Linked DNA regions of Homo sapiens: region 2 is linked to region 1. A link is an interaction called in ENCODE POLR2A ChIA-PET data of the cell type or tissue named here. Cell type or tissue: GM12878. All regions are shown on one strand. Each heading gives the region's core, and the rest is flanking DNA. Links, peaks and the distances in the headings are about the cores only.

The links. ChIA-PET counts read pairs that join two places held together with the same protein. Peaks named below come from ENCODE experiments on the same cell type or tissue, not always from the same donor. Only the 100,000 strongest peaks of a DNase experiment are listed, where the experiment ranks them.
Region 2: POLR2A ChIA-PET joins it to region 1 with 6 read pairs; 1 of 35 experiments calls an interaction of 5 or more read pairs at or near these places.

What each region holds. Positions count from the first base shown.
Region 1 is chrX:18,843,383-18,859,821 of GRCh38, reverse strand. No RefSeq gene overlaps it. Among named protein-coding and RNA genes, the nearest start is that of PHKA2-AS1, 39 kb to the left of the region's middle. RefSeq lists an enhancer at 3,291-3,530. In GM12878, for the core only: no CTCF peak of the experiment used is centred there; a DNase peak (open chromatin) is centred at 3,441; H3K27ac peaks cover 2,500 bases.
Region 2 is chrX:18,614,263-18,624,020 of GRCh38, reverse strand. CDKL5 (cyclin dependent kinase like 5) reads right to left here. Exons shown (of 18, transcript NM_001323289.2): 16 at 4,055-4,154. Among named protein-coding and RNA genes, the nearest start is that of RS1, 53 kb to the left of the region's middle. In GM12878, for the core only: no CTCF peak of the experiment used is centred there; a DNase peak (open chromatin) is centred at 3,440.

The sequences.
Region 1 (16,439 bases), core at 2,454-4,953:
CAAAAATGTATAATAAAGGGTTAATTTCTTTTTTTTTTTTTTTTTTTGAGATAGAGTCTCATTCTGTCACCCAGGCTGGACTGCAGTGGCACAATCTTGGCTCACTGCAATCTCCACCTCCCGGGTTCAAGCGATTCTCCTGCCTCAGCCTCCTGAGTAGCTGGGATTACAAGCGCACACCACCACGCCCAGCTAATTTTTGTATTTTTAGTAGAGAAGGGGTTTCACCATGTTGGCCAGAATGGTCTCGATCTCCTGACCTCGTGACCCCCCACCTCAGCCTCCCGAAGTGCTGAGATTACAGGTATGAGCCTCTGTGCCTGGCCTAAAGGGTTAATTTCTACAGTATACAAAAATATCTTGCAAATTGATGAGAAAAAGATGTATAGACCCAAAAAAAAAAAAATGAGCAAAAAATATGAAGAACAAGTCCCAACACATGAAAAGGTGCTTAAATTGTCTAGTGGTCAGGGAATATATCATGCTAATATCATTTTATACTCATGAGATTCACAAAACACAGAAAGAACTCTAACATCCAATGCTGACAGAGATGAGGGAAAGGGGAATTTTCAGGCATTGCTGACAGTAATGGCATTGTCACAGGGTTTTGTTTTGTTTTGTTTTAAAAACAAGCAACAGCATTTACTTTTAAAAGGCAATTACTATACTAACCAGCAATTTGACTTCCTGCAATCTGTCTGATATGGTTTGGCTATGTCCCCACCCAAATCTCATCTTGAATTGTAGCTCCCACAATTCCCACATGTTGTGGGAGGGACCTAGTGGGAGGAATTGAATCATGGGGGCGGGTCTTTCCATGCTGTTCTTGTGGAAGTGAACAAGTCTCACGAGATCTGATGGTTTGATAAAGGGGAGTCTCCCTGCACAAGTTCTCTTTTCTGCCGCCATATGAGATGTGCCTTTTGCCTTCTGCCATGATTGTGAGGCCTCCCCAGCCACCTGCGAGTCCATTAAACCTCTTTTTCCTTATAAATTACCCAGTCTCGGGTATGTCTTTATCAGCAGCATGAAAATGGACTAATACATTGTTCCATTAGTAGAGATAGATCAGTATCTCTACATAGGGACATATATACAATATTTATTGCAGCTTTGCTTTAGTGGTCAAGAACAGGAAACAAAGTAAACACCTAATAAAAGTAGGATCGCTGAATAAAGGGTGGTCCTCCATAGCAAGGAATATTATACAGCCATTAAAAAGAATCAATTAATGAACAAAAACGTTCATGGCAGCACTGGCCATAATAACCCCAATGCCTATTAGAAGGAGAATAGATCGATAAATTCTGGTATAGTCACACAATGGGATAGTATACCACAACCAGAACGAACAAGCCACAACTACATGCAACAACATTATAAATGTCAAGAATATAATATGCAAAAAAGTATGTACTGAACGTTTCTTTTATGTAAGGCACAAAACAGACTAAAGAAATCGATGCTGTTACAAGTCAGGAGGATGGATACCCTTGGGGAGGTGGGAGGTCAAGGGGAGGAGGCACGTTGGGAGAGGTAGCAGTTCTCGGGCACTGGTAATATTTTATGTCTTGATCTGGGTGCTGGTTACGTGGGTGTATTCACTGTGGAAACTCATCAAGCAGTACATTCATGATTTGTGTATTGAGAAACACCAGACTTAAAATTGTAATAACTTGCAGGGATTTCAACTAGGTATTGATTGTTGGTTAAGAAAAACAGGATGTGGAAAATCATGTATAATATAATCCCATTTTTGGCCGGGCGCGGTGGCTCACACCTGTAATCCCATCACTGTGGGAGGCCAAGGCGGGCAGATCACGAGGTCAGGAGATCAAGACCATCCTGGCTAACACGGTGAAACCCCGTCTCTACTAAAAAAAATACAAAAAATTAGCCGGGTGTGGTGGTGGGCGCCTGTAGTCCCAGCTACTGGGGAGGCTGAGGCAGGAGAATGGCGTGAACCTGGGAGGTGGCACTTGCAGTGAGCCGAGATGGCGCCACTGCACTCCAGCCTGGGCAACAGAGTGAGACTCCATCTCAAAAAAAAAATATATATATATATATATATAAAATATATTATAATATATATATTATATATATATAATCCCATTTTCATACAGCATACAACAATAAAACCACCCTGATTATGTATTCCTGGGGGTGTAAATACATGTACATATGAGGATATATGTGAGTCTCTATAGATTTATATGCAGACAGATAAAAATATGGAAAGCTGGCTAGGCGCAGTGGCTCATGCCTGTAAGGAGGCCGTGAGAGGCCAAGGCAGGTGGATTACCTGAGGTCAGGAGTTGAAGACCAGCCTGGCCAACATGGCAAAACCCCATCTCTACTAAAAGTGCAAAAATTAGCTAGAGGTGGTGGTAGGCGCCTGTAATCGCAGCTACTTGGGAGGCTGAGGCAGGAGAATTGCTTGACCCCGGGAGGCAGAGGTTGCAGTGAGCTGAGATCAAGCCATTGCACTCCAACCTGGGCGACAGAGCAAGACTCTGTCTCAAAAAAAAAAAAAAAAAAACTTGGAAGGCCATATAGCAGGTTAAAATGGCTTCCCTCAGTGAGGGAGAAGGGGATGAGGGTCATGCTGATATTGGGGGAGGAAAGGGAAAAAGGAAAATAATATGCCCTTGTTTAAAAATGACAACAACAACAACAACAACAAAGTATAGGCCAGGTGTGGTGGCACGTGCCTGTAATCCCAGCTACTTGGGAGGCTAAGGCAGGAGGATTGCTTGAGTCCAGGAGTTCAAGGCCAGCCTGGGCAACATAGCCAGACCCCACCTCAAAAAATACATATATGATCCCATCTATGTAAAAAAGATACAGAAATTTAGAAGTAGGTCCTACTAAGGTTTAAAAATTGAGACCCAGGAAATGATTTATGTTGCATAACTCAAGCACATGGCATATTATGAACATTTGGTCATTGTCTGGGAAAAAATATGAAGCCTAAAGATTATTAACAAACAGCAAAGAATACAAACAATCTACTTATCAACTGCTAGCAATATGGTGGACTCAGACAACCTGAAAATTCTTTTACTATAATCACTTAGAAATACTGGGTAAAATGTAACTTAACTATTTTAAATGTAGAGCTAGGCCCACAAATAATAAAATCAAATCCCCGGGTGCCAGAAACAAAGAAGGAAATGAAAAAGCAGAAGGGTGAGTGCCTGAGTTAATGGGGAGCAACTGTCTGCAGAGCCTGGGGGTTTGGGAATGAATGCCCACACAGGGGCAGGAAATGAGGCTTTGGGGCTCTGGGAGCTAGGGAATTGCCCAGAGAGCTTTGCTTACAGCTGAGACCCTCAAATAACTATTCTATAAATGAAAGGATTTAAAAACAAGAGGGACCACAGGACACAGGGCTTTTGGTGGGAAAAAAATAAAAGCTCTCTGAGAAGTCAAAACCACAAGACCACAATTCACATTGCTTTTACTCTACCCACATAGTTCAGAAACTCCAGACTAAAAAGTACCGTGAGAATTATTCATCAAGCAGTGATACTCCTGGGGCACAAGGCAGAAGCAAACAAAAAACTTCTTTGAATTGAAGCTCCCACATCCCAAATATCATGGAATGTTCACACACAAAAAAATAAACCCTGCTAATGATGAGTTCACAGTAGAATATTACAAAGCCCATTGGTGACTAATCCAACTCAATCAACAGTCTGCACATAGTACAAACATACAATTATACCCCCACAAACTCCAAATGCACACAGATAACCAGAAAGAGATTATTTTAAAAATACATATAAAGTAACTGCAGACTAGATAAGACACAATCAGATCCTAATAGAACTAAACTCTATGGAAAAAGGACAAGAAGGATTGAAGAAACATCAAATAGAACAGTAACCCCATAATGTATCAGGGAATACGTTTTTTAAACAAGATTATAGGGATGATAATAAATTCTTCACTGAAAGACATTAGAGAAGACTAAAATGATTGAAAAAATGTACCATTTCACAGATGGGAAGACTCAATATAGCGAAGGTGGCAACTTTCTCCAGATTAGCTTATAAATTTAATGCAGTTCCCATCAAAATCCAACAGAGGATTTTACAGAATTCACAAACTGATCCTAAAATCTGTACAAAGTGCCAAAGGGCCAAAAAAAAAAATGTTAAAGAATAAAGGTAATGGGGATGGGGCTCATACTACCAGATATCAAGACTATTATAGACAGGCACTGTGGCTCATGCCTGTAATCCCAGCACTTTGGGAGGCTGAGGCAGGAAGATCACTTGAGCCCAGGAGTTTAAGGCCAGCCTGGGCAACATTGTGAGACCTTGTCTCTACAAATAATAAAAAAGTTAGCCGGGTGTGGTGGTGTGTGCCTGTAGTCCTAGCTACTTGAGAGGCTGAGGTGGGAGGACTGCTTGAGCCTAGGGGGCTTGAGGCTGCAGTGAGCCATGATCATGTCACTGCACTCCAGCCTGGATGACAGAGTGAGACCCCATCTAAAAAAAAAAAAATACTATTACAAACCTATAGTATGTGATACATGAGATATTAGTGAGAAGATAGTCAAAGAGACCAGTGGATCACAAGGCCTAAAAACAGACCCATGTGGATATGGAAGCTTACTGTATGGCAGAGGCGGCCTTACAAATGAGTAGGAAAGAATGAACTGTTCAATAAACTGTGCTCCCACATCATACCTTAAAATCATTTCTAGTGGATGAGAGAGCTAAATGCTCTTGAAAAGCAAAATTTAAAAAAAACCTTTGGAGGATACAGTTGATTCTCATTATTCACAATAGCTGTGTTCTATAAACTCGCTGTGAACACTGAATTAGCAAATACTGAACCATTGCTCTTAAGGGAAACACAGGGTAGGGTTCCCGTGAGCCTCTGGTCACGACATTTTCATCACCCTATCAATCCAGAACCTTGTTTTGTGTATGTTTCTGTTGAAAGGCATCTCATTGAATTGTATTGCTGATTCCTGAACACTAAACTCCCGGCCAACAGGGCCATCCCTCATGCTTGAAGGAAGCTTCTCTAACACGTGTTTTCTCTGTAAGGCACATCACAGCTTCCTTGCGCTTGGGAGTGCCAGACAACACTTCCATCTATGCTTGGGGGCCATTTTAAACAGCAAAGTCACCCACAAAAAGCACAAAAATGTGGAAACGGTGGCACTAAATGTGCCTCAAGAAGGACACTTGTTTACAGTTTGACAGCTGAGACAAGAAGGCAGAGTGTCACCTTGTTCCACCTCAGCTGGGAATGTGCGTGACTCAGATTTTTTCACTACTTTTGCATGTGGTCACTGAAGATACTGATTTTGGCAAGTAGGCAAATTTGCAAATACAAAATCTATGAATAATGAGGATCAACTGTATCTTTCTGATCTTTCCAGGAGTGAAAAGGATTTGTTTGTAAACAAGACACAAAAAGCACAAATTATAAAGAAAAAGACTGACAAACAGGACAAATAACAATTTAAAACGTCTACTTGAAAATGGATGCCAGAAAAAGAGTGAAAAATCAAGTCACAGACTAGAAGAAGACATCTGCTTCACAAATAAAGAACAAAGTATTGGTATCGAGAAGCGTTTTTAAAGTTCTTAGAAATCAATAAGAAAAATACAACCAGCCATTAGAAAAATGAGTAAAGGCTGGCTAGGTGCGGTGGCTCATTCCTGTAATCCCAGCACTTTGGGGGGCCGAGGTGGGCAGATCACCTGAGGTCAGGAGTTCGAGACCAGCCTGGCCAACATGGTGAAAGCATGTCTCTACCAAAAATACAAAAAGTAGCCAGCCGTGGTGGTGGGTGCCTGTAATCTCAGCTGCTCAGGAGGCTGAGGCAGGAGAATTGCTGGAACCTCGGAGGTGGAGGTTGCAGTGAGCCAAGATTGCAACACTACACTCCAGCCTGAGTGACAAGAGTGAGACTCCATCTCAAAAACAAAAACAAACAAACAAAAACCAAAGTGGTCATTTAGTTACTATATCAAATCAAGAATATGTTATCATTAGTGCAGATTATCTTATATGGGGGACTGGCAATGAGTAACATTAGAACACGTGAGAAATAATTTCTAGACTTGTGTCTCAGTGTGTCTCCATTCTGTAAGTGATACACCTCTTCACTTCAAAAAGAGAGTGGCAAGAGATAAGATTGAATGGGGAGGAAGGCACCTTCTCCGACCACACTAAGGGGTTTGAGTTTAATGCTGAAGACAACAGGAAGCCAGTGAGGAAGCTGAAGAAAGGAAGGATAATCTTAGAAGTAGAAAGTGTAGAAGAAACCCAATAAAAAAGAAATGGAAGCTAAAGAGAGAGGGTTGGACAAGAGAATGAAAACGTATATCCATGCACATACTTGCAACTTGAATGTTCTTTGCGGCAGTTTTCATAACAGTCAAAAAGTAGAAACAGGTCGGGCGCAGTGGCTCACACCTGTAATCCCAGCACTTTGAGAGGCCAAGGCAAGCGGATCACTTGAGGTCAGGAGTTCAAGACCAGCCTGGCCAACAGGGCAAAACCCCGTCTCTACTAAAAATACAAAAAAAATTAGCCGGGCGTGGTGGCACATGCCTGTTATCCCAACTACTTGGGCGGCTGAGGCAGGAGAATCATTTGAACCCGGGAGGTGGAAGTTGCAGTGAGCAGAGATCGTGCCACTGCACTCCAGCCTGGGCGACAGAGCAAATGAATGTTCATCAACTGATGAGTGGATAAACAAAATGTGCTATATCCATACAGTGCTATACTAGTCAGCAATAAAAAGGAATGAACTATGAATATGTGCTATGATACAGATGAACTTCAAAAACGTTATGCTCAGTGAAGAAAGCCAGACACAAGAGACCACATATTGTTGGGTTCCATTTATGTGAGTTATCCAGAAAAGACAAATCTATAGGCAGAAAGTAGGTTCATGGTTGCTTGGAGAGTGGATGGGGTGGGGCAGGGTGAGAGCAGTAGGAGGGTTAACCAGAAGTGTGCGCGAGGGATCCTATTGATCTAATGAAAGTGTTCTCAAACTGATTTATGGTGATGGTTTCCTAACTTAGGAAATCTACTAAAACATTATTGAATTGTACACTTGAAAAGGGTGAATTATAGGATCCAAAATATCCCTCAGTAAAGTTATTTTGAGAGAGAAACAGAGAGTAGAAAAAAGCACCTAATCGGCTTAAGAGAGCTTGCGGGCCAGCTGAGAGGGAGAACGCGCCTGGGCATGAGACTCTGCCCGGCTTCTGGTCCACAGGCCTCTAGGCTCTTCCTGCCCAGGAATAGGGCATCACTTTCAGGCAGGGGCAGCTTGGAGAGCTGAGCTGACCGTGGGTCAAGTGGACTTGGCCTTTGATCCTGCTCTCACTGTGTATCCTACCTCTAGCTAGACCTTGGCCTTGAGACCTGCTTGCCCCAGTTCTTACCTAAGAGGATCTAGCATTGCTTTTGACAGCCCCATTCAGTGACCTGAGCCCAGAGGCTCCTTACTCCAGCCCCACTACCACCACTGCTGACCACCGAGCGGGTCCGACTGACACCTGCCTGCCCCGCCTCAGCTACTGGCCCTTCTGATGGGCACTAGGGCAAGGTCTTCCAGCTGTTGCCCATGAACACACTCTTAATTTTGGCACTGCCTCCATTTGGCTGCAACTGAGAGAGATGGTGGCCCATAATAAGATTATGCTGTGGTGGTCAACCTTGGGCAAGGTACTTAACCTCTCTGATCTTCATTTTCCTCGTGGGTGGAACAAAGAAGATACTGGCATCTCTCTTATGGGATAAAATGAGATCATTCATGTAAACTGCCAAATACAGCAGCCAACACATAGTAGGTACATACAGTGGGTGTGTCTAGTTCTATGCTTGGGTTCCTTTCTGTTTGGGTTGAGAGACCTCAGTCTCTCTGCATGCTGGAATGTGACACAGGTCACCAAACAGACTTACAAGTGTTGACTCTAGAAAAATTGGTACCATTATCAGTGATACATCATATTGATAGTAGGTATCCTTGATATAATTTATTCAAGCAGAATAATGCTGGCTTCATAGAATGAGTTGACAATTTTTGCATCCTAAAATGCCACCAGGATGGCACTTAACCTCTGTGGTCTTCCTTCCCCAAACACACAACCCCAATCTAATCAAGAGAAAAACATCAGACAAATCCTAGTCAAGGGAGATTCTACAAAATACCTGAGCAGTACACCTCGAAACTGCCAAGATTATAAAAAAAAAAAAGGAACTGTCACAATCAAGAGGAGCCCAAGGAGACGAGATGACTGAATGTAGGTAATGCCGTATCCTAGATGGGATCCTAGAACAGAGAAATAACATGAAGTGGAAGCTAAGAAAATTTGCATAAAGTATGCGTTCGTTCAGCAGTTGCCAACCTTTTTGGCACCAGGGACCGGTTTGGTGGAAGACAATTTTTCCACAGACTGGGGTCGGGGGATGGTTTTCCACAGACTGGGGTGGGGGGAAACTGTTCCACCTCAGATCACCAGGCATTAGATAGATTCTCACACGGAGCACGCAACCTAGATCCCTCACATGCACAGTTCACAATAGGGTTCGTGCTCCTATGAGGATCTAATGTTGCCACTGATCCCACAGGAGGGGGAACTCAGGCGGTAATGCAAGCTCACCTGCCACCCACCTCCTGCTGTGCGGACCAGTTGCTAACAGGCCACAGACTAGTACCTGTCCGCAGTCCAGGGACTGGGGACCCCTCCGTTAGTTAATAATAATGCATCAAGGCCAGGCGCGGTGGCTCACACCTATAATCCCAGCACTTTGGGAGGCCAAAGCAGGCAGATCACCTGAGGTCAGGAGTTCGAGACCAGCCTGGGCAATGCAGTGAAACCCCATCTACCAAAAATACAAAAATTAGCCAGGCGTGGTGTGTCTCTACTAAAAATACAAAAAAATTTAGCCGGGCGTGGTGGCAGGCACCTGTAATCCCAGCTACTTGGGAGGCTTAGGCAGGAGAATCACTTGAACTCAGGAGGCAGAGGTTGCAGTGAGCCAAGATCACACCACTGCACGCCAGCCTGGGCAACAAGAGCAAAATTCCATCTCAAAATAATAATAATAATAATGCATCAACATTGGCTCATTAATTGTGGCAAGTTTACCATACCAATGTAAGACGTGAATAGGGGAAACTGGGTCTGAGGTATGTAGAACTCTCTGTACTATCTCTACAACTTTTCTATAAACCTAAATCTATTCTAAAATAAACAGATTATTTACAAAGCAAAAACACAAAAAGTCTGTCGTCCACACATGTATGGATCTATTTCTGGACTCCATTCTGTTCTATTAACCTATTTATTTATCTTTACACCAATACCACACCGTTTAATGAGTAGAGCTTTATAATACATCTTGAAATAAGGTAGAGTGTTAGTTCTCTAAATTCGTTCTGCTTTGTCAATGTTGTTTTGCTTATTCTAGTTCCTTTGCGTTTTCATATGAATTTTAGAATTAGTCTGTTGATTTCTATTTTTTAAAAAAAGGCTGCTGGGATTTTCATTGGGACTGTGTTGAATCTATGGATTAATAAACTGGGAATGGTTGGGGATCTTCACATTATTGAGTCTTCTGACTCAACACAGTATATCTCAAGATTTATTTAGATCTTCTTTAATTTCCCTCAGCAATATTTGTAGCTTCTAGTGCACAACTTGCAAATACTTTGTCACATTTATTGCTAAATATTCCATTTTTCGAAGCTCTTTTTAATAGTATTGGTTTTGCTATTGTTGTTGTTGGTTTTTGTTTGTTTGTTTTGAGATGGAGTTTCGCTCTTGTTGCCCAGGCTGGAGTGCAATGGTGCAATCTCAGCTCACCGCAACCTCCGCCTCCCAGGCTCAAGTGATTCTCCTGCCTCAGCCTTTCGAGTAGCTGGGATTATAGGCATGTGCCACCACGCCTGGCTAATTTTGTACTTTTAGTAGAGACAGGGTTTCTCCATGTTGGTCAGGCTGGTCTCGAACTTTCGACCTCAGGTGATCCGCCCACCTCGGCCTTCCAAAGTGCTGGGATTACAGGCGTGAGCCACTGCACCCGGCCAGTATTGGTTTTTAAATTCCAATTTCTGATTGTTCGTTGTGAGTATATTGAAGTAAAACTGATTTTTATATATTGATCTTATATCCTGCAAACTTGCTAAACTAGCTTATTAGTTCTGGTAGCTCTTTTGTACAGTCCATCAGATCATGTCATCTGCACATAGAGATAATTTTTCTTCTTCTGTTCAAATCTGGATGTCTTTATTTCTTCCTCTTAACTGATTATACTGGCCAGAGCTGTAGGTTTTTCATATATGCCCTTTATTAGGTTAAGGAATTTTCCTTCTGTTTCTAGTTTGCTGAGAAGTTTGATCAGAAATGGATGTTGGATTTTATTCAACATCTATGTTTACTGCGATACTCATATGATTTTTTTGGTTTGTTAATAAGGTGAATTATATGGAATGAGAACAGTATTTAGTCTAAAGCTAATTATTCCCCACCACTGAGGCAAGGTCCTTTGGAGTACTCTATCCAATGCTCCAAAAATCAGGAGATTTTCCACACTAATTAGTGGGACAAGGCTTTATTCTGGGCCCTAAGTGAGCAGCGGGTGGTTCTTTCCCTGGCCTCAGGTAATTTCCTCATGTGCATGCCCTGCTCAGCCTTCTGCTAAAAACTTGAGGGGAAGCCTCTGCAGATTTCCAGAGTTCTCTCTCTGTGCAGCTGTCTCCTCTTCAGGACTATGTCCTACAAACTCTAGCCACCTTGGACTCCCAATTTAGGGATTCTTCTGGCTTTGCCTGAGTTTCCCCTCCCTGTGCCACAGCCTGTAAACTCTCTGAAGGGAGTAAGCTGGAGCAATTGTAGGGTTTACCTCATTCATTTCTCATCTCTCCAGGATGACTATTCTTTAGTGCCTGATGTGCAGTGTTTTGGAAATAATTGTTTCAGATATTCTGTCTTTTGTTTTTGTTGTATCAGGAGGATACATCTGGTCCCTGTTACTCCATGTTGGCCAGAAGTAGAAGTTGACTTCAGGTTTTCATTTACTTTGAAAATCTTCTAGCTGGATGATAGAGATTAAAAGTACTTTTATTTTCCAACTCAGCCTGCCCTGGCCCCTTTATATTCCTCATAAATCCTGCTTGAAAACTGAACAGTTTTTGCTTTGGCTCATCTCTCTTTTCTTATACTCTATTATACACAGCTAGGACCAATCAGCTGTCACTTTCAACATTTTGCCTGTAGACCTCCTTAGTCAAATCCAAATTTCATTAAGAAGCTTTTCCATCTTCCATATTATCATAAACTACACTTTTGGAAATTGTTTCAAAACCACATAACATGTGTAACCATGTTTTGTAGCCTGCAATAGCAGTTTCCTAGCTAATTTTCCAGGTTTTGCTGTTTCCTCACTGCTTTTCCAGCCTCTGCCCTAATGTGGCAGGCCAAGTCTCACTAACACAGGCCTCCATAACAACTGTTTCAATACTGACTGAGTGGTTAAGTTAAATATTAAAAGCTAAAAAGCCAGTGCCCTTATACAAAGGCTGGAATGTAACAAAAGCCCACCAAGAGTTTTGCCTAGCCCTTCCCTGGGCCTTAAAGCATGACAAAATAACGAAGGAATTCTTAACAGGACCCATTTAGGATTAAACATGTTTTATTGTGGGTCTGAAGAAACTCCCCAGGCCTCTGCAAACAAGTTTACTGGGGGTCTGAAGGAACTCCCCAAACCTCCGTGATTTAGCAGGAGACAAGATACGGGTAATCACCTCAGCACTTGGACCCATTTAGATTAAGTAAATTTACTGAGGCTCCAGAGGAAGGTCTTCAGGACTCAGACCTTAGTTACAGATTAAAAGAAGTTAATCACTTATGTCTTTAGATGAGTGCACACTTACACGTAGGCATACAGCTTAGAAGGTATATAAGCTCTGGAAAACTTTGTAATTTTGAATTGGCCTGGCCATAATTTCCAGGTCTTCTCCCTGTAGCCAGTTGCAGAAATAAGAACTCTCTTCCTCTCCAGTTCAACTGCATCTCGTTATTGGGCCACAAGAAATAGCAGCCCGATCCTCAGTTTGGTCCAGGCACACTAACACCTTGTCCTAAAATTACTGACACATATTTCAGTTTTTGTTAGGATAGCACTCCACTTGTAGATATCCTTTTCCTTATAATTTAGTTTTTGCCACATTATAAACTACTCTAAAATTCAATGTCTTAAAAACAGCAACTGTCGGGCACAGCGGTTCACACCTGTAATCCCAACACTCTGGGAGGCTGAGGCAGGCTGATCACCTGAGGTCGGGAGTTCAAGACCAGCCTGACCAACATGGAGAAACCCCATCTCTACTAAAATACAAAATTAGCTGGGCATATGTAGAAAGAAATAGACATAAGAGACTCCATTTTGTTCTGTACTAAGAAAAATTCTTCTGACTTGAGATGCTGTTAATCTGTAACCCTACCCCCAACCCTGTGCTCGCAGAAACATGTGCTGTGTCGACTTAAGGTTTAATGGATTTAGGGCTATGCAGGATGTGCTTTGTTAAACAAATGCTTGAAGGCAGCACGCTTGTTAAAAGTCACCACCACTCCCTACTCTCAAGTACCCAGGGACACAAACACTGCGGAAGGCCGCAGGGACCTCTGCCTAGGAAAGCCAGGTATTGTCCAAGGTTTCTCCCCATGTGATAGTCTGAAATATGGCCTCGTGGGAAGGGAAAGACCTGACCGTCCACCAGCCTGACACCCGTAAAGGGTCTGTGCTGAGAAGGATTAGTAAAAGAGGAAGGCCTCTTTGCAGTTGAGATAAGAGGAAGGCATCTGTCTCCTGCTCGTCCCTGGGCAATGGAATGTCTCGGTGTAAAACCCGATTGTATGTTCCATCTACTGAGACAGGAGAAAACCGCCTTAAGGCTGGAGGTGAGACATGCTGGCGGCAATACCGCTCTTTAATGCACCAGATATGTTTATGTATGTGCACATCAAAGCACAGCACATTTTCTAACTTTGTTTATGACACAGAGACATTTGTTCACATGTTTTCCTGCTGACCCTCTCCCCACTATTACCCTATTGTCCTGCCACATCCCCCTCTCCGAGATGGTAGAGATAATGATCAATAAATACTGAGGGAACTCAGAGACTGGTGCCTGTGCGGGTCCTCCGTATGCTGAGCACCGGTCCCCTGGGCCCACTTTTCTTTCTCTATACTTTGTCTCTGTGTCTCTTTCTTTTCTCAGTCTCTCGCCCCACCCGACGAGAAACGCCCACAGGTGCGGAGGGGCAGGCCACCCCTTCAGGCGTGGTGGCGCATGCCTGTAGTCCCAGCTACTCGGGAGGCTGAGGCAGGAGAATCGCTTGAACTGGGGGGGCGGAGGTTGTGGTGAGCCAAGATCACGCCATTGTACTACAGCCTAGGCAACAAGAGCGAAACTCCATCTCAAAACAAACAAACTAACAACAACAACAAAAAACCCAGCAATCACTTATTTGGACTGTGAAAGGGAAGTATCTTGGGTCCCCAAAATCACTAAGCTAGGAACTGCTTAGGGAAAACGTGCCTCCCATTCTATTCAAAGTCATCCCTCTGCTCACTGAAATAAATGCATATGTGATTGCCTCCTTTGGAAAGGCTGATCAGAAACTCAAAAGAATGCAATCGTTTGTCTCTAGCCTACCTGTGATGTAGAAGCCCCCTCCTCTCTTCGAGTTGTCCCCTTTCTGGACCAAACCAATATTCATCTTACATGTGTTGATCGATGTCTCATGTCTCCCTAAAATGTGTAAAACCAAGCTGTGCTCTGACCACCTTGGGCACATGTCATCAGGACCTCCTGGGGGTGTGTCATGGGCACGTGCCCTCAATCTCGGCAAAATAAACTTTCTAAATTAACTGAGACCTGTCTCAAATTTTGGGGGTTCATAAGACCATAACTTTGTACATCAGCAATTTGGGCTAGCTTCAACTGTGCAGTTCTTCTGGCCTGGATGGGTTCAGGTAATCTCAGCTGAACTCATTCATGCATCTTCAGTTGGCTGGTGGGTTAGCTGGGGCTGGCTACTTTATGATGAATTTAATTGGGATGACTAGGCCTTCCTCCAGAGGCCTGAGTTTGTTTAGTTGGAAGTGGTCCTAAACCATCAAAGGTGATAGTTTCCGTGACAGGGATAATTAATCAATTTATACTGAATATTTGGATTTAAATCTACCATATTACTGTTTGGCTTATCTCTTCTATATTCTTTTTCCCTTTTGACTTCTTTTTAAAATTGTTATTATTCCATCTCTCTATAGATTGGAAATTATATACCTTTACTATTTTTTTAAACCAGTTATTCTAGAGATTACAACATGCATTCTTGACATCACAATCTAATGTTAATTGTTGCTTTGACCGTGTTTTTAGACAATAAAAAGACCTTAGAACCCTTTAACTCCATTTATTCTCTCATCAACTTATGTACTAACTATTGTTATCATTTAGTCTCTGTAATTTTACTCTTATTTTAACTCTTATAAGAGGTTATTATTCATTTAGATTTTACTCACACATTTACCATTTCAATGCTCTTGAGTCCTTCGAGCACTTCTGATCTTCCATATAGGCTCATAGAAGCACATCCAAATAGAGAGAGGTGGTGGGGGTAGGACTTGAGAAGGATCAGTAGTGCCTTGTAAGGCAACTAATTCAGGGGAGGCCATTACAGGTCCTCCAGGCCCCAAAAGGGGAAAAGTACCCTCCTCAGGCAGGGATGGCAGGGCTGCTTCTCCAGGAAAGGAAAATAAGAATCAAAATCTGCTGGTGGGTCCTGGAAACAGTAAACTAGAGGTTCCTCTTCAAAGACTTTCCTCCCCATCTAATTAGGAATAAATAGTAACTTCTCTTAGAAGCAAAATTTATTCAAAGACCTGTGCTAACATTCTTAAATATCTGCTAGCCGTAATAAAGAAATCAATGTACTTTATGTTCTTAGCTTCCACAATTTAGCCTAAATATTTGCCCTGGCATGCTTATACTGGCCCAAGCAAGCATTAGGTCATATCCTGTTCCTCTTCCTTATTTGAAGGTGTTTTTACCTTTCTCAGCATTCCACAAGTTACTTCCTCCTTCCTTTGTTCTCCTCTGCCTTTCCCTCTTTTAGAAAGTTCTAAGTTGCAGGCCGGGCGTTGTGGCTCGCGCCTGTAATCCCAGCACTTTGGGAGGCTGAGGCGGGCAGATCACAAGGTCAGGAGATTGAGACCATTCTGGCTAACACAGTGAAACCCTGTCTCTACTAAAAATACAAAAAAATTAGCCACGTATGGTGGCATGCGCCTGTAGTCCCAGCTACTCGGGAGGCTGAGGCAGGAGAATCACTTGAACCCAGGAGGCGGAGACTGGGGTAAGCCAAGATTGTGCCACTGCACTCCAGCCTGGGTTACAGAGCGAGACTCCGTCTCAAAAACAAAAAAAAAAACACACACACAAAAAAGTTTAAGTTGCTAGCCAGTCAGGACAAATACAGAATTTGAGGTCCCATTCCAGCCAATGGAAACCAGACACAGCAGTAGGGTGGACACGTCAGGTTAAATGACCCTGTCTCCTCTGTTCGGTGTACTCTTACAGCAAAATTGCTGGCGAGTGTACCCTTTCTGCAGAAAGTGAAAAAATGGCCTTGCTGAGGAAATTAAATTTATGTTCAAGTGCTGGTTGTTTACGGCACCGGGGAACAAGCATTTCTAACCGGTCTCCATTCCAATTTTCAGGCTGCCATTCCTTCCCAATCATTGTCCTTTCAGCAACATACCCTAAGAGGTTGGGAGTTCAATTTGTATTGTCATTCAAGCATTCACAGGATTAGACTTCGGGTTTGGCTTTCAGAAATCTAAGCCTTGTGGCTATAGGAGATAAGAGTTTCTTTCCTGGTAGTTTTAGAAACATTCAGGTCCTTTATGTAGACCTTGAGCTGATCACTTTCTTTACCCAAGTTCTTCAGTAAACAACCAACCAACCAACCCTATTATACTCATCCTTTTGACTAAAATGTTAAAAGTAGCAAATACTTGTTCTCCTAGAGGTTTGCCTTCTATAGGTACTTGATCGCAAGTATCTGAAGGTGATAATTTGAGTAACTATTTTGCCACTTCACACTGTGGAGTACAAGTACCTCTTTAGCACTGGAAACAGGGCTACTCGTACCTTTAAATCAAATCAGAGTAGGGAACCAATTTCAGAAAACCCAGAACCAATTCAGAGCACTTATCTTTAAGATTCTGTTCTTCTGGAACTACTCTCAGTACCAAATTCTGTGTCAGTCTGGGTTCAACCAGAGGCAGAACCAGAAGAAGATACAGATAGGTAGGTAGGCAGATAGGTGATTGATGATTTATAGGTAGATAACCAGTAGAAACCAGATGTGGTCTCC
Region 2 (9,758 bases), core at 2,502-5,001, 240 kb after region 1:
CATACATAAAAACGGGTACCATGGGTGGAGTGACTACAGGAAGCTTTTTCAAAGAAGAACTATGCTTTAAATGATTCTTTGAATTAAAAAGAGGAAAGAGGGATTTCTTGATGCTTGGATTCTCCCCGTTGGTGGAATCTGTCTGCAATATAAGATACAAATAAACTAATTGCAAAAAAAAAAAAAAGTGCTCTTATTGAAACTACTAGCCCTTGGAAGCCCTCAAATTGCTAAATATTAACAGTCACTGAAAGAATCTCGGTGCTGTGCATCTAGAGCTTCTGTGCCAATTCTCACCTGGATGTGAAGATGTCAATAATGCAAATTCAAGACAAGCACAAACTTCTTCTAAGTATATAATGTGAGATCATGATCAATACCTCTAGTAGGAATGCCAAGAGACCTAGACACACCTACTCACATTAAGCTTATAAAACGTTAAATAATTTTTACTTACTATCAGAAATATGGTTATAAAGAACTGTGTTAAAGAGCTACTGATAAACTTCAATCTTCTCCTAATTGCTAGAGAGGACTTCAGCAAGTAAAAAATCTACCATGTAATTTGCCTATTAGGAGAAAAAAAATCCCAACATACTGGAAACCCTTTCGAATTTGGTCAACTTTTAAGCCTGAAAACATCACTAGGAAGAGGTATTGATCACTGTGGTGGGATACTAATGTTGAGTAAGAGGCCTTGTTCTGTACTGCTAGAAATATTTACCCAATGGAAAACATCTAGCACAATTCAGATACTGGTTTTCAAAGAGAAGAAACAGAAATTTCAATATTTAAATGGAAGCATCATCACAAGTTGAGATACTAACTAACTAGGATACAATTACCAAGTTGGCAAAGTCACCATATGCTCTGAGGACTTATGTAACTCTGGATATGTAACCAAAGCCAGATTTCCCAAGGCAGCTTCCAGATTTGCTTGAGTCGAAGCAGGCACCTTTACAATACAGAATTATTTTTTTTTGTCACCACTTTTCCCTGTTTTGGATATCTCAATTGTCAGAGAACTAGAATGTCTATGAAGGTATTCAAGTATTTAGGTAATCTTTTAAGGGTATATGTAAAAAGGGATTTGAGTAAAACATCCCACAAATTTTCTTGTTCCAATGACAGGAACCTCGAGGAAGAGTTTAACTTGCATCGCTGAAGAGGCCAGAGGAGAGCTCCTAGAGGCTCCCCACAGAGGCGGGTCCATGGTATGAATTGAGCCTGGACTTGGTATTTAGGAGAACGCAGTTCTGGTTCTCCCAGTTGATTATGTGATTTTTGGGCTTTGAAGCAAGCCCACAACTTGCTTGGGCTCAGTTCCTATACCAGTGAATAAAAAAATTCAACTAGATTTAGGATCCACCTCAGCTTTAACATGTCATGCGTCTCTATGTACACTGGGCATCAGATTTTCATTCTTTTGGAATCTTATGCAAAGGCCACAATGCCTTAAATCTTTTGAAGCTTATTCTATGTAGTTTCTTTTTGCTGAGTTCTAGAAAGTGAAAAACTATTAACAGTTTAAATGCTCATTCAAAGTAGGCAGAGTTAACCCAATGTCAGGCGTAGGACTCTGAGGTTTGGAAGGCTGTACTGAGCGCTCTTTGGAAATCCCAAAGCCCTTAAATTTTATGTTTCATTTAATTAAAAGATGCAGAGATACAAACAACTTTTGGGTTGGTAAAGCTTAAGGCATTATGGCCTATGCAGAGATATTCTACAGTTACTTTAATATCAAAAAGGAAACTTATGAAAACCTAATAAAAAGTTTAAGTCGAGAGGATGTTAGAGAATGGTTATTTTCCTTTTTACTCTAATCTATATTACTAAAATATCTAAAATTTAACTAAATTCTGAATAATAAAGTCAGCCAACATGTATACTCTACTTGTGCCACAGTGAGCCAGGGACTTTAGGTTTAATGTTGCTCTACAGTAAACATCAAAATCTAAATCTATATACAAAAACACCTTCAATTCCTTAATCTTTCCTACTTTCTACCACTTAATCACCCCACAATGCCAGGAGACCTGTGGTTTAGAACAAAAACCACAAAATAAAAATAACAGTGGTCAGGAGGTAGCCAAAGTTTAACGCTCATGATAGAGAAACATGTTCTACAGACAATGATAAAAGTTTTATTAACACTTTAAACATTTTAAGTATTCCTATGTTAAATCAGGTCTATTTGTTCACCCAGTTTAAGTAACAATTATAGTAGTATCTGACTGAGTGGCATTTTGATTTGACACTTTAAAAGTAAGCTTCAGTTAAAAATATGGGCAGTTTTTTTAATGACTACTTCAGAAATATTATGCAGCCATTAGGATTGAAGATAATAAAGTATTTGTAGTAACATACATATTCTGTGCATGTAGATATAGATAGATAAACTGTTAAAAGCCAGAATACAAAATCGTACTAAAAGGATTGCTCTAATTTAAAACTTAAAAAACAAACAAACAAAAAAAAACCCCACCTTCTTGCCACAAACATATGCATAGGCTAAACAGCTGGAGGAAAATATACCAAAATCCTAATACTAGTTGTGGTAGGGTATTAAGATTTAAAACGATCTTTTTCTTTTTCTCAAATTTTCTATAATGAACTCATATTTATTTTATAAGGAAATACATAAATTTAACAAGCAAGCAAGTGAAAGAATGATCTAGAAAGATTATCTAGGAAGGTATTTGTTAACATTTCTAGAACATCTGTGAGATAAAAATGCTTACTTCAGGTTATTTATACACATTGCTATGAACATCTACCTAATCTACTTCCCATTGAGTCATAATTCTATAATTTTCATAATAGAAAGGGCCTCAGAAACACTGGGTCTAATCTACTAAACTTATAGATGAAATCAGTGAAGTCCATCTGAACAGGCCATTTTGATTGTGTCTTTTTCCTCTTCAAATAAATAAGAATAAATTACGTATGAAGTAAAACTAGAACCAAAACCATTCAAAATGGCTAACTAGGCCAGGCACAGTGGCTCATGCCTAGCACTTTGGGAGGCCTAAGTGGGCAGATTGCTTGAGCTCAGGAGTTCGAGACCAGCCTGGGCAACATGGTGAAACCCTGTCTCTACAAGAAATACAAAAAATTAGCTGGGTGTGATGGCGTGCACCCAGTTATTTGGGAGGCTGAGGTGGGAGATCACTTGAGCCCAGGAGGTAGAGGTTGCAGGGAGCTGAGATCATGCCACTGCACTCCAGCCTGGGCAACAGGGTGAGACCCTGTCTCTAAAATAAATAAATAAATAAAAACGGCTAACTCTACCTTGTTTAGCCTTGAAGTTGTCATAAAGAAAAGGGGGATGCAGCCTCATCTAGGGGAAGAACTACTCCTGCTGCTGTCCTACAGGCCGGGTTTCCCCAAGGTTCTCATGTCACTAAACCAGCAGGATCCTTGCTTGGGTGGTTCAGTGAAGTGATGTGAACGGTCCCATGGAGCCAGCTCTTTGTTCAGGCAAAGGGCTCCCAGGAGATAAGGTGCATTCCAACCCACAGCGCGATCAAAAGGCAAACATATTTTCCTTCTAACGCAAGCCCTAAAATCCCAGATACGATCTTTGTGACTATATAACTCAGAAACACACCTGGCAACGTAGGAATTCTGTAACCAGCCAGGAGAGAATAAGGAATGATGGTTATTTACAAATTTCAACATTTAAAAGTAAACCAAAACCCATTTCCTAAGTTTATGCATATCTTTAAATCCCCAGAGAGAAACAAATCCTGTGTCTTCAAAGTTTTTACATTAATATAAGCCCACATAGATAAGAAGTATATTGAGAAAGGCTTAAAGTGTTCTCTGTCATCCAAATTAAATTTCTTCTATTCCTGGAGATTCTGTTGAATGTAGAAAAGGCTCTGTTGAGAGGATAGTTGTAAAGAATTTCAGAAAGAGACATAATACAGTGCAAAAATGTCAAGTCTCAATAAGAAAACAATCAACTTTGATTGCCAAGTGCAAAGTGTAAAGTATCCATTGAATAATGCAGAAACATGTTATTATATATAGAAACTGGTCATCTACTTACTGTTTGAGATTTCTTCTTTTTCTTTTTCATTGACCTGAAAAATCCTTGCTTCTCTTTTTCCTTGAGTTGCTCTGAATGACTAATATTTTCAGGACTTTTCCTAAATGAGAAGACATTTTTATCATATTGATTTTTCAATCATTTTCTTGCCATTGTGTGACAAATATAATAAGGACTGAAAATGCATGACACTAGGTTCCTATAGCCGGGAAGAATCAAACACTTGGGTAAAGAGCCTCTAAAAAAGCACAGGAGGAACTAAATTTAATCAACCATGGTTAGTGATTATCCTCTGGCACAGGCTCACTCAAAAGAGCAATTTGAGCATTATATGACCTGTAACTGTTGCTGCAAGACTATTTCCATGCTGTTGAAGACCTCAGAGTTTGAGATTATGAAAAGTACACAGCTTAAAGGATGGCTTTTCTGTAACTCTACAAGGGAAAGAGCAAAACATTTTCAACACCTACCTTCATTTTTCTATTTACCTTTTAAAAACCAGCTCGACAAGTTTATTATTAGCGACTTGTCAAGATACTGAACATAAAGATCAATACAGCTATAAAAACATCTTGAATGAAAGTAAAAATTTGCCAGAAACTGGAAATATCCTACTTATTAAACCTTTTATGTATTTATTAAAACTAAATAAAAATAGTTAAGAAAAAAATGTAGGGACAGGTGCAGTGGCTCACACCTGTAATCCTAGCACTTTGGGAGGCTGGGACAGGATCGCTTGAGGTCAGGAGTTTTAGACCAGTGTGGGCAACACGGCAAGACCCTGTTTCTTTAAAAAAAAAAAAAAAAAAGCTTTCACGGGGCGGGGGGAAAAGCTTCTAACTGAAAATACTGACATTAAGCTTGATACCACTGACACCACCAGGTATTCTGAACTCAGAATGATACATTTATAATTTTGAAAGCCAGAAAACTTCAGACATGATGAAATGGGTAAGTGTTGAAAACTTAAGAGTCTTTATTTTTATTTATTTATTTTTGAGACAGTGTCTTGCTCTGTTGCCCAGGCTGGAGTAAAATGGTGCGATTTTGGCTCACTGCAACCTCCACCTACCGGGTTCAAGTGATTCTCCTGCCTCAGCCTCCCAAGTAGCTGAAATTATAGGCATGCACCACCAGGCCTGGATAATTTTTTTACTTTCAGTAGAGACAGGGTTTTACCATGTTACCCAGGCTGGTCTCGAACTCCTGACCTCAAGTGATCTGCCCACCTCAGCCTCCCAAAGTGCTGGAATTACAGGTGTGAGCCACCGCGGCCAGCCAAAAGAGTCTTTAAATGTAGTGTTGTATTGTTGCGAAAAACATTCTAAACCCAATGACAGACTGGGCCTAGGCCCTGGGAATTTGGTAAAAGTTTCTTGTGACAAGTTCTTTTGCAATTAAGGAGATGAAACCCTCTTGCATGGGGCTTAAAGACAGACTGTCGTAAGCTAAACTCCAAGACACAGCATTCAGTCACTTGCCATTGGTAAGGAACACTGCAGAAGAGTGGGGTTTTCTGGAATCACAAAAGCATGACTCTGGATGGAAAGGAGCCTCAGAGAGCATCTAGTAGAAATGGCAATACTATTTTTAACGTTCTGTAACTTCTAGAGGTTAAAGAATTATACGTTTATGAAAAAGCTATGTCGTTCCACAATACTATCTGCAAAAACACAACCTAGAAGCACAACAGAATATTCAGATTAATGGGTAGAAGTTTTTACCAAGCAGAATGAAAGTCTCACAAAATACCACAGGTGTGTTGAGGGTAAAAGTGCTTTCTGCCAATCCAGCAAATCTTTAAGGAAGACATATTCATCATGACTGCCATCTCAGAATGTGAATGGGCATTACTGTAAGAATGTTAATGCTGGCACAAGAGGAAATGAAGGCTTGAGACACCAGTCCTAGGAGGAAGTAGGATCTTGCATGGTAAGAGGAGAATCTATGCAGGATGAAACGGTGAATAAGATGAAAGTGAGAAGGGGAGGGTAATAAAAGGAAAGCTCAATGTTTGCAGTTTGCATGTTGCATCGTTGGGTCCCCAGGACACAGGGAAGATGGGCCAAAGACCCTCTACAGGGGCTTTTCAAGAGGCACTGGATAAACCACAGCCCAGGTGGGGATAGAGGAATGATTGGGACATTTTCAAAGATCCAGGCAGAGAAAGATCCCAGAGGCCAAATGAAAAAAAGAAATAAATTACCCTTGAACTGGTGGGTGAAAACTAGGAGCGAAGCGTGTGTTTGCATCACCAAAGACAGAAAGAAGGATGTCAGAGAGGAAAAACAAAACAAGCGAGAAGCTATGCAGAAACATACATACCCAAAGAATTAACACAGAAAGGGAAGGGAGAAAAGGCTGACAGAGTGACTCAGAGACAGATGGAAAGAGGCTGGCTGGAACAAAGGCACTTGAAAAGCTGTGTTGTATAAAGGAATGCAGAATGAGTTATACATTGACAGCTGGAACTGAGCCATATGGGTAAGGGTGTGGTTGGTCATTTCCCTCATTTGCGCATTCTGGCCCCTGTGATTCCACCTGGAAGACAGCAGCTTCGTGCTGAGTGGGGTAAAGAGGAGCAGCACAAAAGAAGGGTAAATAGGGGGTTCACATCAATCTCAGAGACAGAAGCTTTGAGAAGGACTATTCATCCAGTCACCTGGCACCTTCTCCAGAGCAGCAGTTGGGACCAAAACAGTACGGGAGGAGGGCAATGAGACAAGTGGTAAGCAGGCACACAGGCATGGGACTCTAACGTTATCTAACATGACAGCTATTTCCATAAGGGTCCAAGAGGAGACACAATTCCAAAGATTCACCTAAAGAAAGGAAGGAATTAAAATCCAATGAATCACTCAACCAACATTCAGCAAGTACTTTATACATGTCAGGCCCTGTGTTAGGTGTTGAAGAAACAGAGAAAAATAAAAGAACGAATCTGATCTCACTCAAGCTGCTCACAGACTCTTGTTGGGGGTAGGGGACAGGTTTGACAGCTAGGGAATGGGGCGGGGGAGCATCATGGTCAGGCTTATGGGACTTCAGTATAATCCCTCTGAGAGCAGCATGGAAGGTGAGCTGAAGTGGTGAGGAGCATTACTCTGTGACACTTTCTCTGCCACCTGCCCCTCCCCTGGCGATGTGATAAGCGTGGTTAGCTAATGTGTGAGAAGAGAGAGTCAGTGAATAATTCTACGGGAGTAACTCTGAAAGTTATGATGACAAGCACTAATGGATATCAATATATTCATAACCTTACGAGAAAAAGAAGGCTGGAATTGTGCAAGTTACAGCAATTCTTCATTTAACTAGTGGGATTTCTTTCTTTTTTTTTTTTTTAGACGGAGTTTCGCTCTTGTTGCCCAGGCTCGAGTGCAATGGCGTAATGTCGGCTCACCGCAACCTCCACCTCCTGGGTTCAAATGATTCTCCTGCCTCAGCCTCCCGAGTAGCTGGGATTACCAGCATGCGCCACCATGCCCAGCTAATTTTGTATTTTTAGTAGAGACGGGGTTTTCCCATGTTGGTCAAGCTGGTCTCGAACTCCCAACCTCAGGTGATCTGCCCGCCTTGGCCTCCCTAAGTGCTGGGATTACAGGAGTGAGCCACCGTGCCTGGCCAACTAGTGGGATTTCTAAGTAATTTGGTTTACTCTTTAAACATCAATTTTTAACCCAATTGACAGCAGTCTTTCTAAACATATTTATACATTTTGTCTTTCAAAGCAAAGTGAAGCTGCCTGTTTTATAAACACACACTCCATAGAGATCTATGATATGTATGATTTTCCAACCTGCTTCTCTCCATAGCTATTGCTTGGATCCTTTTCCCTCTGCATACTGTAGTATTACCTTGAACTATTTCTTGCCCTGACAACCTCAGTGCTGCCTGCTAGAACTGAGCATAAATGAAGAACAGACTCCAAATGAGGGTAGGGGTGTTATCCTATTAGTAAAGATGATTAATCCCACCATATTAACTCTATTTTGCTTGTTCTGAGATATTTTGGCTATCTCCTGATTCTTAAGTGGGTTCTACATAACTGAGATGGCCAGAATAACAGCTCTGGATATCATACTGCAATATCTATTTATTGCTTTAAAATATAACATAGTAGCTTGACTTTTCCATTGCAAGAAAGGGGTACACTGTACAAATATTCTCTTCCTGAAGTAAATCTGAAGTACAACTACCAAGGAAAAACAGACTGACCTTAGGTAAGAGATTATTTAGGAATAGCAATTCACGGCCAGGCACAGTGGCTCATGCCTGTAATCCCAGGACTTTGGGAGGCTGAGGCAGTCAGTCACTTGAGCTCAGGAGCTGGAGTCCAGCCTGAGCAGCATAGTGAGACCCCATGTTTACAAAAGATACAAAAATTAGCCAGACATGGTGGCATGTACCCACAGTCTGGGCTACTCAGGAGGCTGAGGTAGGAGGATAGCTTGAGCCCAGGAAGCAGAGGTTGCAGTTAGCCAAGATTGCACCACTGCATTACAGCCTGGGCAACAGAGCCAGACCCTGTCTCCATCCCCTCGCAACAAAGAATAGCAATTCACTATATTACCATAACAAGGCTCTTTGATGTTTTTTGTAAGTTACCAAATGTGCATTTCTCTCAAATATGAAGAATCTGATGAACCAATTCGAGAGCTTGTTCAAGAAAAAAAATCAAGATGAGTCAAGTTGAACTAATGACAGACTAAGTGAGATGCGATGAAGGAAGGAAATACGTCATAGCAGCATTATCACGAAGAGTTAACAGAAACAAAAGAATAGAGCCAGTTCATCACTGGCAATTCTGGAACTCTCAAGTCTCATAACAGCAATACTAGAATAAGGATGACCTGATGAAGACTCAACTAAAGTTCAACATCCCAATTGAGCCTCTCATTCTTTTTAAAACAACTCTTTTTAGGTTTCTGTACATATCCACGCGTAAAACAAGTTCTACTTAAACTGATTATCAAAAGACAGAAATAATACATTACTAACACTGTCTATCTCAAATTTGGATTTAATTTTGATCTGACCTAATTTTCACAGGACTAAGGTAATCTGTAATTGTTACTCTTTTAAATCATCACCACTTCATTATGTAATAATCAAGAGAATCCAATTCCTTCTGCACTTCTGTATTCTCACCATTTAGACAATTTTGTCATGACTTATCAAAGCCACACCAGAAAATGGTCAACACTGGTAAGTAAAGAAGTTATACTTGTGTTCTCACGTTAATTCGCAGATCTTTTCTATATACTAGGGAGCTTAAAACAGTCACATGGAGAAAGAACACCAAAGTTTATCATCAAAATGGAGGGGAAACACCTGATGTTGAAGTTAGATGACAACGATAGTAACTGCAGTCACTAACATTAATGAATGCTTACGGAGCCAGGCATTATTCTAGGTGCTTTTAATGCATTGCCTCATTTAATTATCACATGAACCCTATGAGGGAGGTGCCATTCTTAGCCCTATTTTACACATGAGGAAACCAAGAGACAAATAGACACAGTCCTCTGATTGATAGACAAGTTGCCATCAACCAAGATATCCTATTTCCAGAGTCTAAACTCTTAGTCACGAACATTAAGACTGTCATTTTATAAATAGGCAATGGATGTAAATTGTGCTTATACAGCAAAAGTGTATTTATAGCTTTTAAGAAGTCATTTTTTATATTGTTTTAAGAATAATT